2 separate regions of the Homo sapiens genome follow, and region 1 is linked to region 2. Evidence: chromatin loops called from intact Hi-C (ENCODE). Cell type or tissue: left lung. All regions are shown on one strand. Each heading gives the region's core, and the rest is flanking DNA. Links, peaks and the distances in the headings are about the cores only.

Region 1 (8,784 bases), core at 307-8,306, 170 kb after region 2:
CATGCCAATTACGCCTGCAGGCTACCGCCCGCCCCCGGCTGCCGGACCACCCAGCGCGCCTCCCCCCGAGTCCCGGACGGGGAGAGGAGGAGCCAGGGGAGGAGGCGGGAGGAAGGGAAGGATGGGGAGGACAATGGGGGAAGAAGAGGGAGGATGGAGGAAGGGGGTGTGAGGGAAGGAGGAGAGAGGAAGAGGAGACAGCGGAGGTGACCAGTGCCAGCTGTGGGTCACAGCCTCATGTGGCCTGAAAGCCAGGCCTATTCTCTCCCCGAGGCCAATAGGCCCCTGGGAATCTCAGAGCTGGAGGACGCCTAGATTCCTGGAAGACCAGAAACGGAATCGCCAAAAATAAGGCTCAGAGAGGGAAGGACACTTACTGAAGTCACACAGATGAATCCTGAACAAGTTTGGAGGGAAATCAGGCCTCCTGTTTCTTAAACTAGATAGCTTCCATTCTATCAGACTACCTCTTCTTTTTCCCCTAATAATGTCTAAATGACAAAGTCCCGGACTTGTGTGGATGAGAGACGTGTTCATTTTTTACATCTGCCCTTCTGATGCCCTGAAATCCTCTGTGCTCCACCCTCCCCACACCCCCACCAACACATACACACTCTAACTGATCCTACATGTTTGCCGGAGAACACCTCATTTATTCAGTAATAAGAACTGAACAGCTACTGTGGCCAGGTGCTGAAGAAACAAAAATGAAACATTCATGCTGTCTGCCCTGGAAGAGCTCACAGTCTGGCAGGTGAAAATAACACCTAAACCAATAAGAGAGAGTGTACGGCCTTAGTGGAGTACCTGTCGCATAAAGAGAATCAGGCAGATCTTCCCATAAGGTCAGGGAAGCCCCAGGACATGTGATGTTGGTACAGTCTTGTGAGGTGAATAGGAGTTAGGAGAATAGGAGGAGAAAGCCCTGAGAAACCTGCCTATGAAAACTTTGGAGCACTGAGTATCCACAACTCATTCAAGGAATGACTAATATTTTTAGGAGGAAGGAATAGGACCAATGTTAGCTAAAGTGTAGAGATGGAGAGCACCAGAGGTTTTGTTAAAGTAAATTATTTAAATCAGTGAAAGGCAGGGTACTCATTCGTTTCTTGATAATTGTTTTCCTTTTAACCTTGCTCCCAATAGAATTTCTGCAAGCTATTCATACTATTTTAGAGTAGAAAGGTTCAGACCTCTGTTTTCATCATACAGGTGACATTACCCCCATTTTACAGATGAGGCTCTGAGAAGTAATTTGTATCACACAGAAAAAAAAAATGGGACTTTCATTTATTGTGAACTTAGTATGTGCCAGGTACTCTACTAAGGATTTTATATACATTTATTATCTCATTTGATCTTCAAAAAAAAAAACAAAAAACAAAATCCTGTGAGAACGTTTCCTAAAACTAACTTCTTTCACTCTTTATGTCTTCGGACAGGCTGTTCCTCCTGCCTTACAAGTCTTCCTTTTCCTTTACCTGGTGCACTATTTAGGCTTCTGGCTAAATAATGGGCTTCAGACAAAAGAGCCAACAATACAGTAGTTCAGATAGGGTAGAAGTTTATGCACTTCTCATGTAATGGCTTGAAGATAGGCATGTGGCCCAAGGTGAATGGGACAGATGTGCTCACCAAGCTCATCTGGGGGCTCAGGTTCGTTCTATTTTGTTGTCCCACCATCTCCTTATGGCCAAAACTTGTTCACTCACATCATGGCCACATTCCAGCCATGGGAAGTGGTGGCAAGCGATTTCACTTCCACTTGCTTTTAGTTAGTATAGAAACTCAGTCCCATGGCTTCACCTAGCTGCAAAGAAGGATGATAATTATCATCTCTAACTAAGTGGCCATGTGTCCTGCTAAATCTGAGAGGAATATTTCTGTTATTTAAAGGAAGAAGAGAAGAACAAAATGGGGAATGAACAACATACGCCACCACCCCTACTTGTCATTTATGGTCCAGTTTGAATGTTTCCTCCTCTGTGAAGCCTTCTTGGATACTTCCCCAATTAATTATCCCATCATCTGTGTTGTTTTTGTTTTTGTTTTTTGAGACCAGTCTCGCTCTGTTTCCCAGCCTGGAGTGCAATGGCGCAATCTCAGCTCACTGCAACCTCTGCCTCCCGGATTCTAGTGATTCTCTTGCCTCAGCCTCCCAAGTAGCTGGGATTACAGGTGCCCACCACCACACCCAGCTAATTTTTGTATTTTCAGTAGAGACAGGGTTTCACCATGTTGGTCAGGCTGGTCTCGAACTCCTGACCTCAGGTGATCCACATGACTTGGCCTCCCAAAGTGCTAAGATTATAGGTGTGAGCCACTGCACCCAACCCGTCTGTGCTTTTATCCAGTCCCTTGTACTTTGCTGCTTTATACTTCTCAGTTTGCAGGCCTGTCTCCCCAGCTGGCCCTTTAAGCTGTTGTTTCCTCATCTGTAATAATACACCCTATAAATAATGATCACTTGCTACATCCTAGGCACTCTGCTAGGCAAGTCTGGTTTTGTTGTTGTTGTTGTTGTTGTTGTTGTTGTTCTTTGTAGAGATGGGATTTCACCATGTTGCCCAGGGTGGTCTCGAACTCCCAAGCTCAAGTGATCTGCCTGCCTTGGCCTCTCAAAGTGCTGGGATTACAGGCATGAGCCACTGCGCCCAGCGAGCTAAGCAAGTCTTATGCATTAACTTATTTAATCTTCCCAGAACCCTGGGGATTTCCGTCTTTGTAAAATGAGAATAGTAATGATATTGACTTCATAGGATTGCTGTAAGGATTGAAACTGGTATTGAAATGGGTATTGAGTACATGCTTAATGCTTAATAAATAAGAGCTACTACTGTTGTCTAAGTATGGATTAATAAATCTACCAACGTAAGGGGTTAGTCCAGTTATAAACTATGCTCCCTGCCCAACACAGCTAACAGCTGACCTATAAACATTAACCTTACACCAGGGTATGTAGGCACCTAGAGGTGCACGGTCAAAGAGGGGCTCTTGGTAAGGTGGGAAGTATTCTATGAATACAAAATACAGTCAGCCCTCATTATATGTGGGTTCCTATTTGCAGATTCAACCAACAGTGGATCAAAAATATTCCAGAAAATAAAAAATAAATAAATACATAACAATATAACAATAAAAATAATACAAATGTGTAAAAACTATTTACATAGCATTTACATTGTATTGGGTATCTAAGTAATCTAGAGATGATTTTAAGTACACTGGAGGTTATATCTGTAGGTTGTAGGCAAACATGATGCCATTTTATATAAGGGACTTGAGCTTCTGTGGATTTTTGTATCAATCTCCCCTCAGATACTGAGGGATGACTATATCACAGTCCTAGAAAGCACTACTGTTATTTTCCTACCCTGAGATAAGAAAGCAAATTTACTCAATCTAGCCAGAACCATGGCTCAAAGCAGACTGAGCACTGTGTTACATTGCTTCCAGAAATGTTGCTTAATATAGTATAATTTGTATTTTAATGGAGGGGAGGGGACAGTAATTGATTAGATACAGTGCATAAATTGCTGGCCACAGAGATTAACTGGCCACAAAAGGAAGATTATAGTTTGGACACATAAGCTATTTTAGACACTATCACTACCTGGTGGCAGCAAGAAGTATTGCAGGCATAGAATCTCATTCAGTCAAATGAGGCAAAAATTCCCAAATACCAGTTTTGAATTGTTTTAATATGCTAGATATAATCAGGACCTTTTCAAAACATTTGGCTTTCTCTCTCTTATCAATAAGCTGCCCCAGGCCATTTCCGTTGTTCTTGGCCACTAGCATTTCCTGTATTTTTTCTTCTTTACACTTTAGAATTTCTGAAAACAGAATGTGTTTTACAATAGTGGGTCAGCCTCCAAGAGGAAGAGTAAGTTGTCAGGTAGTTCTCTCATGTTTATGCAATGTTACTTCAATTGTGTAATCTACAACGATAATAATATACAGATTGACTGTTAAATTTAGATCCCTAATTATTGCTCTAAGTGTACCACAAAAATATTAAATTTGGTGCAAAAATAAATTTGGTGTTTATGCAAGAGATGGACTGTTACCCACCAGTCAGTGCAGTAACTGGCAGTTAAACTTGCCTTGGCTCTCTGAATATATCAGAGAATTTTCTGAGATGGTTCTGTCAAATTGATCCTTCAGGTCCTATAACTTGAGCACTAAACACCTGCCTATCAGAGCGTCCAGCTAACTTTCAATAAAAGCTATTTAACTTCCAGAAATATGCAATGCAGATAATGGAACAGAAAGGGGAACTGTGTGTTTATTCAAAGCAGAAATGCACACAAAATACCAATATTATTCAATATATCTTGAGATCATACTGTTAATTTTAAAGAAATAAAGTTCACATCCATGAGATACAAAAACAGCACCATAGCTATGATATTCTGCATAATTGCTGATGACCTAAAGGAATTCAACAGAATAGAGATGTTCCATTATACCCTCAAACACTGATTGTGATCCTGAAAAAAAAGTGACCAGTTGTAGAAACAACTGCATGTTGTCAGTTATTTTTCTTAAGTGTGTATTTTTAATGTGCAATTCTCCCCGACTCCAAAGTGTAATTAAATCAATAGGGCATCTTACAAGTTGTAGTGCCTTAGTATCAAGAAACTCCAATTTCAGTTGACACTAAGCTGCTCTTCAGAGAAGAGGTGTTCAATATCTCATTAGCCCCTGGGTTCTGACACTCATTCTAGCATTAAGTTCTCCCAACCATGACATAATAATAATAACAATAATGATAATACTACCAATAATACTAATGAACACCTGTATAGTACTTTACTATTTCCAGAGTGCTTGCATGTATTTTCTCATGTCATCCTCACAACAGTTCCTGAAGACAGCTCCTTTTTATAGATGAGGAAATGGGGCTCAGAGAGATGACCTGGCCTAGTTAAGGTCACACAGTGTGACTGACACCCGCCATACCCCTCTCCTCCACACACCGTCATCTTTAGCCTGACTTCCTTTCGCTCTTTCTTCATCCCTTCTCTGTCTGTTTCCCTTATCTCTCCAGGCATCTCTATCTTCCTGTCTCTGTCTCTCTCTATCCCTGTCTTTAGGGCTCATTTTCCTATTTCCTTGCTCTTTTTTCTCTTTATCTCCCCCCTCTCTGTTTTATGATTCTGTATCTCTTTAATTTTCTATGTCTTATTGCTTTCCCTCTATTTTTGCCTTCTTATGCCCGTCTGTTCTCTCTTCTTCTTCTCCCCTCTTCCTCTCCTCCTCCTCCTCCTCGTCCTTCTCTCTCTCCATCCCTCCCTCCTTCCCCTTGTTTCTCAGAGCCTGAAGATGAATGTTTTGTCTCCTGACGGGCAACATCTTTCTCTTCTCTAAGGATAGACCTACGCAAGGAAGGAGGGAAAGGAGCATGGGGTAGCAATGAGGAGTCACCTTGGCCTTTGTCGCCCCCTAGAGTCTGCTCATTCTGCCCAATCTTCCTGCCCCAGGCTGATCCCCTTTAGCCCCAACCAGTGACTGTTGGGGAGAAGCCAGCCAGGGACCAGCCTCCACATATTCTACCTGTGTGTCCGGAAAAATAAAAAGTTAAATGGAGAGTTCTGGGCATCTTGACAAAGAAAATATAACTAACACCACACTCGGAGTCCCCAGAGCTGGATTAGGATCACCTTGTCTTTCTGAGCATCCATTCCTCACCCATGAAGTGGATTACCTTGCAAGGGCTGTTTTTAGGTATTGATTAAGGCCTTGACTGTGAAAACGCCTGCCACGTGACAATTGCTCAATAAATATTTGTTAATTTAGACACAGAGTCTAACAAAAGGAAGACTGTTGAAACAGTAGAGAAGGATGGAGTGTTTAGAGTAATGAGAGATGTTACATCAGCTTCATGTTCTACAGTTGCAGAAGTGACCGCAAATTCTTCCTATTCCATCAAGAGATGGAGGCTATTTTCTCACCTTTGAATCTGGGTTGGCCGTGTGATATGCTTTGGCCAATGGATCGTTAGCAAATGTAATGCAAGCAGAGGCTCTAAAAGTGCCTACACATCGAGTGTTCTCACTTATAAATGGGAGTTAAGCTAGGAGGACGCAAAGGTGTAAGAATGATACAATGGACTTTGGGGACTCGGGATGGGGGGAGTTGTGGGGAGGGATGAAGACTGCATATTGGGTACAGTGTACACACTTCAGGTGATGGGTGCACTAAAATCTCAGAAATGACCGCTAAAGAACTTATCCATGTAACCAAAAACCACTTGTACCCCAAAAACTATTGAAATTTTTAAAAAAAGTTAAGTGCTTATGCATTGAGGTTTACCTACTCTTGCTGCCTTTGGAAGACTGTGACTACCACTATGTGAAGAATCCCAGTGCTGGCCTGCTGGATGATGAGAGATGTGTGGCCCTTGTACCCTTGTCACCCCAGCCATCAGCCAGCCAACTGCCAGGTATGTGGATATGGCCATCACTGTCATCTAATCACACGCATAAGTGTCTTGGTTATTTATAGCTGCATAATAAATTACCCCCAAGGCAGCTTCAAACCATATTTCTTCCCTCAGTTTCTGAGGGTCAGAAATCTGGGAGAAGTTTAGCTGAATGATTCTGGCTCAAAACATCTCAAGGTTGCAGATAATTTGGTTATCTCAAGGCTAAACTGGGACTGGTGAATCTGCTTTCAAGCTCAGTTACCTGATGATTAGCAGGCTTGAATTCCCGTCTGGCTATTGGGCAAGGGCTTTAGTTCCTCACCATGTGGGCCTCTCCATAGAACTGCACACAATCTGGCAGCTAGCTTCCTCCAGAGTAATTGATCTGAGAGAACAAGAAAGCATGAATGAGAGTGACCCACACAGAAGGTGCAGTCTTTTATAACCTAATCTCAGAAGTGACATACCATCATTTCCACTATTTGCTAGTGATCAGAGTGCAACCATGCTACAGTGTGGGAGAGAACCACCCAAGGATGTGAATACCAGTAGACAGAAATCATAAAGGATCATCTTGGAGACTGGCTGCCACAATGCCTAATAAGCCCAACTGAGACTAGCAGAAGAACCAAATGGCTAAGCCCAGCCCTGGTTGCCAACCCACAGCTTTATAAATGGTGTTGTCATAAATTTCAGGGTAGCCAGTTAAGGAGAAATAGATAACTGATGCAAATACCATATGCCCCAGCATCACCTTCTTGTTTATCATTCAATTTAGACTTGTTTACCACTAGTCTAAAAGAATCCCCCACCAGTCACCAGCAGGGTGGATCACGTCTGTATAAGCTGAATAGCTCTGCAGAGTCTGCAGAGGGCTTGACTCTGGCTGCCACTCAGCCCAAGAAAGCTCAGAATGGGCCAGTCTCCTTCTGATTGTGGCTGCTACCCAGACAGAGAGCTCCCAACTCCACTCTACCCAGCCCTCTTCCTTCTCTGGAACCACCTCCTAGGTAAGATGAGTCTTTAGAAGAGAGGCACATGAGACCAAAGGACTTGGGGCTGGCAGGAGCAGGAGAAAACAGTCAACACCTGCCACACTCTGCCTTTACTATGGAGTACAGCCATGACTCAACACACATTGCAAAGCATAGTGCAAGCCTGCTTCAAGGAACTGAACATCAGGACCTGAAAGGTCCTCAGCAGGAAGCTTCCTTAACCCCTTATTAAACAGATGAGGACATTTCCCCAAAGTCACACCATGAACCTGCAGCAGCAACAAGGTTAAACCCAGCACTTCTGTTCTCAGCCCTGGGCTTGTTTCTTTGCCATATGCAAAGAGCACATTGCAACCCTGATAACATTTCTGTTCAGAACAGAATGTATTTTTAAATATTGCCCATCTGGGACTCAGAGAACAGCCCAGGGCAGCAAGGAAGAACCAGCAAGAACAGAAAGGGGAAAGGGGAACTTATTACCTAATTACTTCTCACTAGTGTGACACCCTCCTGCCCCTTCTCCCCACTCCTTGTAACCCAGGACTCCTGCCTGCTCATATAACCAGACCCCATTGAGGCATTTACCCCAACCTGCACTTCCCAAGAGACACATGTCAATAATAGAATATCTGAATCAGAAGCAAAAGTCCTGGAATCTTAGCATCTCAGAAGAGGAAGGGACCCTCTCCTGGACTGTACTCTCTTCATGACAAGTGGCATTTCAATCTCTGCTTACATACTCCCAGGGACCAAGAACTCACCACCTCCTGAGTTGGTTGGAAAGAGTTTTAGAAACAGATCTAACGCAGTTCAAGTCCTAGCTTTGTGACAGACAGCTGTGCAACCTTTGATAAGTCATTGACCTCTCTACGCCTCATAGTCCTCCTCCACAAAATAGCAATAATGCCACAACAGGTTTATTGTGATAATTAAATAAGTTTATCAATGCATGCAAAGTTCCCTGAAAGTAATCAGCACACCACAATTTTTATGATAGGCAGAAGCTAAGAACTGTAGACACAAGGATCCTTTCCATTAGCAGTACCTACTTTCCACCTGAGCACCCCACCCCAAACACACAGAGCTGCAAGACATTTAGGGTGCCCCTGAGGTTCCTCCTTAGACACAAAAAGTCAAGAAAAATTACCTATCATCTCAGGCATGCAGGAAAGGACCGGACAGTAGGGTACCAGAGGGTGAGAAGGAGGGGATTGCTCACGTGGATGTGTCAGGCTTAGAATATCCAAGGATAAGGGAAGGGAGAGAGAGAGAACGATTGCAGATATGCACTAGTGAGGGGTGATGGAAAGGTTTTAGCAGGAAGTCACATGGACAGAGCTAAGATCCCATAGGCCGGGC
Region 2 (8,784 bases), core at 504-8,503:
GAAAGGTGTGTATTTAAATGTAGGCCCCTTGAGCTCTCTCTAAGCCTGTCTTAGCGCAATGATACACCATGGACGCGGTTAACTCTGCAGGTGCCACAGTTCCACCCAACAGCTTTGGACCTAATCAAGGATAAAGGGGTCTCAGCCCTCTAATGCTGCAGCTCCCCTCCCCAAATCTTCTGGGCCCTGGCAGGTCCTGGCAGAGATCCTGGGCCCACTCTTGGCCTCTTTGACCAGGAAAAATTTGCTCCCGGGCTTAGGTCTTCAAAAAACACCAGCTCTTTCTGGCTAGCCAGGAAGGAGAGTAAACACCAAATAATAACAAAACAATAGGTATAATTTTAATATTTATTCTTTCACATGTAAACACATTCATCTAACAAAAGACTGAATCAGTATCTCCTTTGACCCTCATCAGAAGCTGAGGGGATAGTTGGCAGTGGGTGGAGGGGGGCGAGGGGGATTATTATCCTCATTTTACAGATGAGGAAGCTCAAGTCCAGAGAGGTTAAAGTGACTTTTGTGAATGTCACACCTCTGCTACAGTGCTCTAATAAGCCCACTGCACCAAACTTCCAAATTGGTAAGATCATGGCATCCTTTTTCAGTGAAGAGTGTGTCCCGGATGCAAATAGCCATTAAGTGGTTCATATGGTTCTGTGGTTGAGATGGGCCCTAAGAAGCTGTGATCTTTCCTCCCATCTCATGGTAACCTAGGGGTTAGAGGTAAGGCTACAGTCTGCAACTGAGGTCTGGACTCAGCCCAGGCAAGAACCAGAGACCCGGTCTCCTGGCCCCAGCCCAGTGTTATTTCCACTCTGACACTGACCTAGGGCAAGGCCCTCCCAGTTTTTTCAGCCTCCCTATCTGTAGTGAGAGGGTGTGGGAGAGAAAGCCTCTAGGGCCCCTTCCAGGGTCCAGGCTGTAGCTGTGATCAGTTCTGAGCTCAGGATGTGAAGGTGAAGAATGAGAGCAGGAAGTTCCAGGCTCCAGGGGGTGGGGCAGGCCCCACCAGGGGAGGCAGAGGGCACAGAAGCCACCCCTGACCGACTTCACAAGATAAGGCCCACCCTCACCTCCCCACTTCCTCCTCTCCAGCCCCAGGGTCTCCTTTGCTTCCACATCTTGTTGACTTTTGAATTTACAAGGTGTGCCAGTTGCCAAGGCCCCTGGTTGATTACACCCCCGGACCTGCCTTAGGAAAGCATCCTCCTCTCCAAGCCCCCACCAGCAACTGGGAGGTGAGGCTGGGAACGCAAGATGGGATCTCTCAGGTGCTGGAAAGAAATTAAAGAGGAAACTTATCAAAAAGAGGATGGAAGAGAGAAAGCAAAGGTAAGTTCCATTCTGGAAAGGAAATGGGGAGGAGCCACGTGCAATTTTATAGCCATGTTCTGAAACTCATGACTCTTGACCAGGTCCGACTCTGACCGTGGGGGAAAGCTCAGGTGGGGTGAGGAGCTTTATGGTGTTTGCTTGGTTTATTGGCTTTGTGGAAGAGGATATGAGGGCCCAGGCAGTTCTCTGGAGATAGGACCCCTCAAGGAAAGGCCAAGATTTATGGTTTCCGGAAGCCCTCAAGGTTACTGGCCTAGGCCTAGGCTTTCCTTGGTTCTGGGGATTTAAGGGAGGGAGGGCCTGGAGGTAAAGGAAATTCCAAATCATGGTGAGAATCATTCCCCAAAAGACTTTATCTTCCATGGTCTCCCATGATTCCCAGTAACTACATGATGTTGACAGTCCGCCATCATTTTAACGAAATGGGGGCCTGAGGCTGGGAGAGCAGGCAGGCCGGCCCCTGGTCAGCTAGAATCAGTGTCAGGGGAGCAACTCAAACCCATCTTTCCTGGTTCCCACTCCAGGGCGCTTTCTCACTGGGCTATTTATACTGGAGTGGCCTTTGACACCCAATCAGAAAATACCTGAGTCACACTGGCTAAAAGAAAAGAAGTATTGCTAAGGGCTCTGGCCTAGAGTCACCTCTGTGTCACCACATGCAGGCCTGGGACAATAGCCATCCATCACTGCTCAGCAAGGTAGTGTAGGTGTCCCCTTGCACAAGCATGTGACTACACAAAGGGTGCTTGACCTTCCAGGAAATGCTACTGTGGACACTGTCCCTGGCCAAGTGGCTCTGGAAACAAATGTTTCATTGACAAACCTACTTCACAGGCATAAGAGGCTGGTTCCTGACATGGCCTTCCAGTCTTCTGTGGACCCTGTTAGCAGGATAAATTTTATTTCTGAGCTTAATTAGGGGACATGCCATAAATATTCATGCAGCAAAATGAGCCCTGGCTCACAAGTGCAGCTGCTTCCCGCTTGGGGGAAATTAACATTGTTTTCCAACCATGAGTAATGAGGCGCCACTGCTGGAGAGAGGAGCCTTTTCAACAGCCTCTTTAGGACAGAAAGGGAGAGCCACACTCAGAGGCACCCGCACCCTGGGAGCCAGCCTGGCCCCCGCAGACCCCTCTGCATCTCCAAATGAGGGGCACAGCTGGGCTCCTCTGGGGCTCAGTCCTGAAGGGAGCCCCCACCAAGGCGCTCAGCAGAGCAGACAATGCATCAAGAACAGGGATCAGCAAACTATAACACAAGGGCCAAATCCACCTGCCACCTGCTTTTGTAAATAAAGTTTTATTGGAACCCATTTGTTTAGATATGGCTACAACAGCAGAGTTGAGTAATGTGACAAGAGACCTTATGGCCTGCCAAGCCAAAGGAAAATATTTACAACCTGGTCCTTTGCAGAAAAAGTATGCCCTAGAACTGTTTCATCCTGGACATTTGCAATTATTAATATAAGTCCCATAATCTCAAATTCTCTGTAACCTTAGGAATATGGAATGGTTTTAAAGTCTCATGGTTTTAGAATCTTCGTGCATAGACTCTGGAACCAGACTTCAATCTCAGCTCTATCACTTCCTTAGCTGTGTGACCATGGGCAAGTTACTTAACCTTCTCTCTGCCTCAGTTTATTTATCTATAAACTGGGGGTAAGAATAGTACCTAGCTCATAGTGTTGTGAAGACTCAATGAATATTTATAAAGCCCATATAAAAGTATTCAGCATAGGATAAGCTTTAAATAAGTACCTGTTAAATAAATGGATTCAATTTCCTATAATTCCAGATCCTCAAAGAATAGGATCTTAACCTTCCCCTACAAATTTCAGCCTGTAAGATCTTAGAATCTAAGCTGTGACAGGGAGAGCCCCCAAGTTTCTGACACTGTACTAAATACCTTATGTGCATTATCTCATTTAATCTCCAAAACAACTCTTGGAAGTAGGAATTACAGGCAATTTACATATAAGGAAACAAACTTTGCAAAGGTAGGAGACTAATCCAAGGTCACAGGGGTAAATTGCAAAGCTTGAACAGGAGGAGCCCAGGGTACCTGACTCCAAGCCTATCTCTCAGATAATCCTACCCCTCACCCACTGCCACAGTCTCTCCTCAGTACCTGTCACAGGGTCCTCCAGCCTCTGCTGGGCACCTGCCGTGTCAGGGAGCTCACTGCCACTGGAGACAGCCAGCTCTGTGGCTGGAGAGCTCACACTGGGATCTGCTCTTACTTTCGCTCCTTCTAACCCCCTTGGTCCTAGTTTGTCTCTTTGCAGCTCTGAAAAGCCCAGGCAAGAGACCACAGACACTTCTGGGGACATCTCCCAACTTGCTGGGAGCCAGCAGCAGCCTAGGCCTCAAGCATTTGCAACAAACTAGACCCATGAAAAGACAGAGCTCCATAGCTTTGGACAAACCATGCCTCCAGCAAGCCCTCCCTGGTACCAACAAGAAGCAGGGACCCTTCTTTCTCCTTAAGACTCCCAACATTCCTGCCTGAACCATCACTCGATGAGACAAGAGCCATGTCCTCATCTAAGTCTTGTCATAATACTCCTAGGACTCTCTAAGCCTTGTAATCTTTCTTCTTGCTGTCAAAGTGTTTTGAGATCTAGTCTCTCCTATGGTTCTGCAGCATAATGAAGCTCATCAAGTGCTGGTAGCATTGCGTTTATCCTCAGCATTCTTGACCTAGTAGGTCAAGAAAGTATTACCATTCCCATTTATAAGATGATGTCCCCGAGACCCAGAGGGGAGGAGGAACAGAAAGAAAAAAGAAATTATACTATAACAGAACCTTCTGGTACCAGGCCCTGTGCTAAGCCCTTTGTCTCATTTCATCCTGACACACGTAGATGCTACCCCACTTTCCGGGAAAGTGAACTGTGGCTCCTAAAGGAAATCCGACCTGTTCTAGGTTCCATAGACAGCAGGAGGAGGAAGACATTGATCATGCATCTACTGTGTGCTAAGTATGTTCATACACATATATGCCTTATTCTGCCATCACACACACACAAAACCCTAAGGTGGGTTTTTTTTAATGCCTGCTTGCCAGATGTGTAAACTAAGGCTCAGAGGCTGGGGTGGCTGTCCCAGGGGAGTGGGGCTGGGCCCCAGGCCTCATTGGTGTGGATGAAGCACTCTTGCCCGACCCCAGCAGCCATGGCAAGACTCAGCCCATATCCTTTCAGGGAGTGGCAAAGGAAACACTGGGCCCTTTTACAGGGTTTCCATGTGCATGACCGGGAGCCCCTAAGGATGGCCGATCTGCCACGGATGGGAGGAACGGTTTATTTTTTCTGTGGGCCGCTCTGGAGCCTTTCAAAGGTGTGAAGTTCCATGGCCTGCAAAAGCTGATTCTACTGGCTATCCAAAGCAGACCTGCCTGGGCCCCAGCCCCTGCAGCCCCCACAGTCCCCACAGCCCCCCACAGCCCCCGCAGACCCCGGCCTCTTCATATGCCGCCCATGGGAACTCCCTCTGGCCCACCTGGCCTCTCACACGCTGAAAGGCTGCAGAGTGACAGGCCGGCAACTGGACTCTGATGTTTATTCACCAAACACAGAGACGGCCCTCCAGGCCTCTGCTACCTCAGGGAAGAGGGGTCACCAGCCCACCCCCAGGCCAGGATCCCAGCACACTCACCTCTGGAGACTGGCCATGAGGAGGAGCATCCAAGCTGCTCCTGCAGCGAGAGAGACTCTGGTTAGACACAAGGAAGAACTAGCTGCCACTGAGGGACATTCAGCTCAGAGAGAGAAGCGGAATCTCCTGAAGTGCCATGGCATCTTGGTAAGGACCCTAGACTCTTTGTAACCCCTGGGATGAGGAGGGGTGAGGCTGCATGAATCCCAAGCCCCACTCTACCAGTTCTGACAATGTCGTAATTCTGAGGTTCCACGGCATGAGACAGGGGGTCAGACTGGACCACAGGATCATTTCTGAATGCTTCTACCTCCAGACCTGCCAAGTGATTGACCGGACAAGGCTGAGCTTGTGTTGGGGAACCGCTTGGTTGCTTCCCTGTACATAGTCAAGAAAGTTGCACGGTCACTTTGTAAAAACGGAACTGCTGGTATTGTTGTTTTTCTGTTGTTCCTTTCCCCGCTACCATTTTTATAACTGAACTGATTGCTTTGATTGGACTGGCCCGTTGCTCATCTAAACTGACCCGTTGCTGGACTCAACTGACAGGCTGTTTGTCGGCCACGGTCAGCTGTGGATGTGGAGCTGGTTGGTGTGTAGCTTTCCAGATTAGATATTTTGATGAAATGGACTGGTCCGAGCCCTGCAATCACCCCAGCCCCACTCCCCAACCTCACCACCAGCCTCGGCTTTTCCAGAGAATTGCAGTTCCATGAGTTTCAGGCATAAATCCCGGCCAAATCCACCATGAAAGGACACACAATATTGTCACAGGTTTAAAACTGGGATTCAAATCAAGAGGGCAGAAAGTCCCAATGGAGGACCCGTTGTGCCCTGCAGCCTTGCCAGGCAGTCCACGTGGGCTGGACCGAGGCTGCGGTTCTGTCCCTCATCCGTGTCGGGGGATTGCTGAGCCCCTAGCACAGCCCCCTCACTTGCCTCTTTAACTCACTTCCTTTCATTGCTGACAGGTCCACCAACTTTCAATGGGGCTGTGGCAAGAGGGTACTCACCCACCCACCCCCAAGCCCATTCACCCTGCCCACCCCTCCTTGGCCTTTCAGGCTCACAGTGAAAGGGACTTGTCCAGAAATCGGGGATTTACCATTGTGCCCTTTGTAAAGACTCTCCATTTTCCTCAGCCCCACCCCTCCCATCTCCAGAATCAGTAGGGGTGGCCCCTGCAGAGCTGCAGATGGATGCAACAGAGCACAACACACCCAACACCCTTGTTTAGAATCAGGGCTGAAGCCTCAGAAACTCAAACTTTGTTTCAGAGCCGGAAGACAACCTCTAGATTTCTCCGGCCTCCACCCGCTCCCCATTTTACAGATGGGGAAACTGAGAGTCATAGAATGAGGCCTCTTGACACCTAGTGTGCTATTCCATTAGCTCGTTTTCACTCCCCATTTCTTTTCTTACTTCTTTCAGAATTGAGGAGGTAATGACATTTGTCATTTGTGTTAACAATATGCCACACCACTGAAAACTGTGTACAATGGCTGCAGCCAACAGTCTAGGAAGTTTGGGGTCATGGTTTTGTTGTTTCACATCTGAAATCAAAACCCAGAGCCATGAAAATAGCAGATCTTGGTTGAACTGCCTCTAAAATAAATAGAAATACTCACCTAACTAATTTGAAATTCAACTCACGAAAAGGAATAAAGCCAAATTGTAATTTTTCTGTTTCTAATATTTTTGCTCCCACATTTAGATTATTTAATCCAACTACCTATCTGTGGGTGGGCCTGCTGGGGACCAGAAAGGAGCTCTAACTTGCCCAAAGGCACACAGCATGGCAGGCGGGTTTGGCCTGACTATCCTCTACCTCTCCGGCACGCATTTCGGTGTTGGAAAAATCTCGGCTACATCGAAATGGTATTCCTAGAACCAGTTGGGCACTGCAATTTGGTTAGCTGTGTGGCTTTGCAGTTTCTAAACTAAATGGTTTATTAAGAATAGATGTGTCAGGCCAGGCACAGTGGCTCATGCCTGTAATCTCAGCACTTTGGGAGGCCAAGGCAAGTGGATCACCTCAGGTTGGGAGTTTGAGACCAGCCTGACCAACATAGAGAAACCCTGTCTCTACTGAAAATACAAAATTAGCAGGGCATGGTGGTACATGCCTGTAATCCCAGCTACTCAGGAGGCTGAGGCAGGAGAATCACTTGAACCCAGGAGGCGGAGGTTGCAGTGAGCTGAGATCGCGCCACTGCACTCCAGCCTGGGCAACAAGAGCAAAACTCTGTCAAAAAAAAAAAAAAAAAAGAATAGATCTGTGAGATACTATCTTATGCCAGTTAGAATGGCGATCATTAAAAAGTCAGGAAACAACAGATGTTGGAGAGGATGTGGAGAAATAGGAATGCTTTTACACTGTTAGTGGGAGTGTAAATTAGTTCAACCACTGTGGAAGACAGTGTGGCGATTCCTCAAGGACCTAGAACCAGAAATACCATTTGACCCAGCAATACCATTTGATCCAGCAATCCCATTAGATCCAGCAATCCCATTACTGGGTATACACCCAAAGAATTAAAAATCATTCTACTATAAAGACACATGTACATGTATGTTTATTGCAGCACTATTCACAATAGCTAAGACTGGGAACCAACCCAAATGCCCATCAATGATAGACTGGATGACGAAAATGTGGCACATATACACCATGGAATACTATGCAGCCATAAAAAAGGATGAGTTCATGTCCTTTGCAGGGACATGGATGAAGCTGGGAACCATCATTCTCAGCAAACTAACACAGGAACAGAAAACCAAAGACCACATGTTCTCACTCATAAGTGGGAGTCGAACAATGAGAACACGTGGACATAGGGAGGGGACCATCACACACAAGGGCCTGTTGGGTGGAGGGGGTGGCTAGGGGAGGGAGAGCATTAGGATAAATACCTAATATAGATGACGGGTTGATGGGTGCAGCAAACCACCATGGCGCGTGTATTCCTATGTAACAAACCTGCACATTTTACACATGTATCCCAGAACTTAAAGTATAATAATAATAATAAAAGAATAGATGTGAAAGCAGCAAAAGCGGTTGATTTCAATGCTTCATCTATGGGAAGATTGCCACAATCTCTGAGCATTTCTAACCCAGGCTGCTCCCTCCCCTAGGAGGTGCTTTACGTGATCCTGGGGCTGGGAGATTCTGCATGGGAACTGAGCTGGAGAAAAGATCATTCAAGGAAGATAGCCTCGTCTTTTGGCGGTCACTGCACAGACTCTGTCTTTATAGTGCTTAAATAAAAAGCAGGAGGTTTCATATTTAAATTGTTTATCTTCGGCTAGTTCTTCTACAGAGCTTTGGGATGAATTCATTCCGAAGGCAATATTTTCTAAATTACCAGGCTGACTCTGAAGCCGACTTTGTTTTGCTTTTGGTTTATTCCTAAATGTAATAGAATCCCAAGTGTTAATCTCCAGTTGATACCTAACCATCCTCTTCCACTATGCTGTCCCGGTGGGGATTTATGACTGGGTGATGAGCCACCACGTCTCTCTGAACCCCGATGAGGACATGGATAACATCATCAACTCATCACTGAACCATCGTCATCAACCCAGCTTTAATCCCCAAGACTGATAACCATCGGAGGCTGTTAATTCCCAGCAAATTATCTAATCCACATGTTGTCCGATCTGTGTAAACCCAGCCCATGAGGATCATAAAATAAATAAGCATGAAATGGCTTACAGTTTCGAATCTCCTTTCACCTAGATAGGCCAGGCTGCATGATTGCAGCCACTGTCGTGGCTCCCACCT

The links. A loop is a pair of places that touch in the nucleus more often than their neighbours do. Peaks named below come from ENCODE experiments on the same cell type or tissue, not always from the same donor. Only the 100,000 strongest peaks of a DNase experiment are listed, where the experiment ranks them.
Region 1: it touches region 2 in a loop (4-fold over the local background); 16 of 110 quality-filtered maps call a loop at or near these places.

What each region holds. Positions count from the first base shown.
Region 1 is chr1:47,524,523-47,533,306 of GRCh38, reverse strand. No RefSeq gene overlaps it. Among named protein-coding and RNA genes, the nearest start is that of FOXD2, 91 kb to the right of the region's middle. In left lung, for the core only: CTCF peaks have their summits at 3,630 and 5,491 (motif pointing left); no DNase peak of the experiment used is centred there; H3K4me3 peaks cover 116 bases; H3K27me3 peaks cover 1,507 bases.
Region 2 is chr1:47,690,448-47,699,231 of GRCh38, reverse strand. LINC01738 (long intergenic non-protein coding RNA 1738) reads right to left here. Exons shown (of 3, transcript XR_001738040.3): 2 at 4,998-5,037. It overlaps LOC124904174 (a long non-coding RNA gene), which reads left to right and starts at 4,804. Exons shown (of 2, transcript XR_007066067.1): 1 at 4,804-5,144; 2 at 8,136-8,711. In left lung, for the core only: no CTCF peak of the experiment used is centred there; no DNase peak of the experiment used is centred there.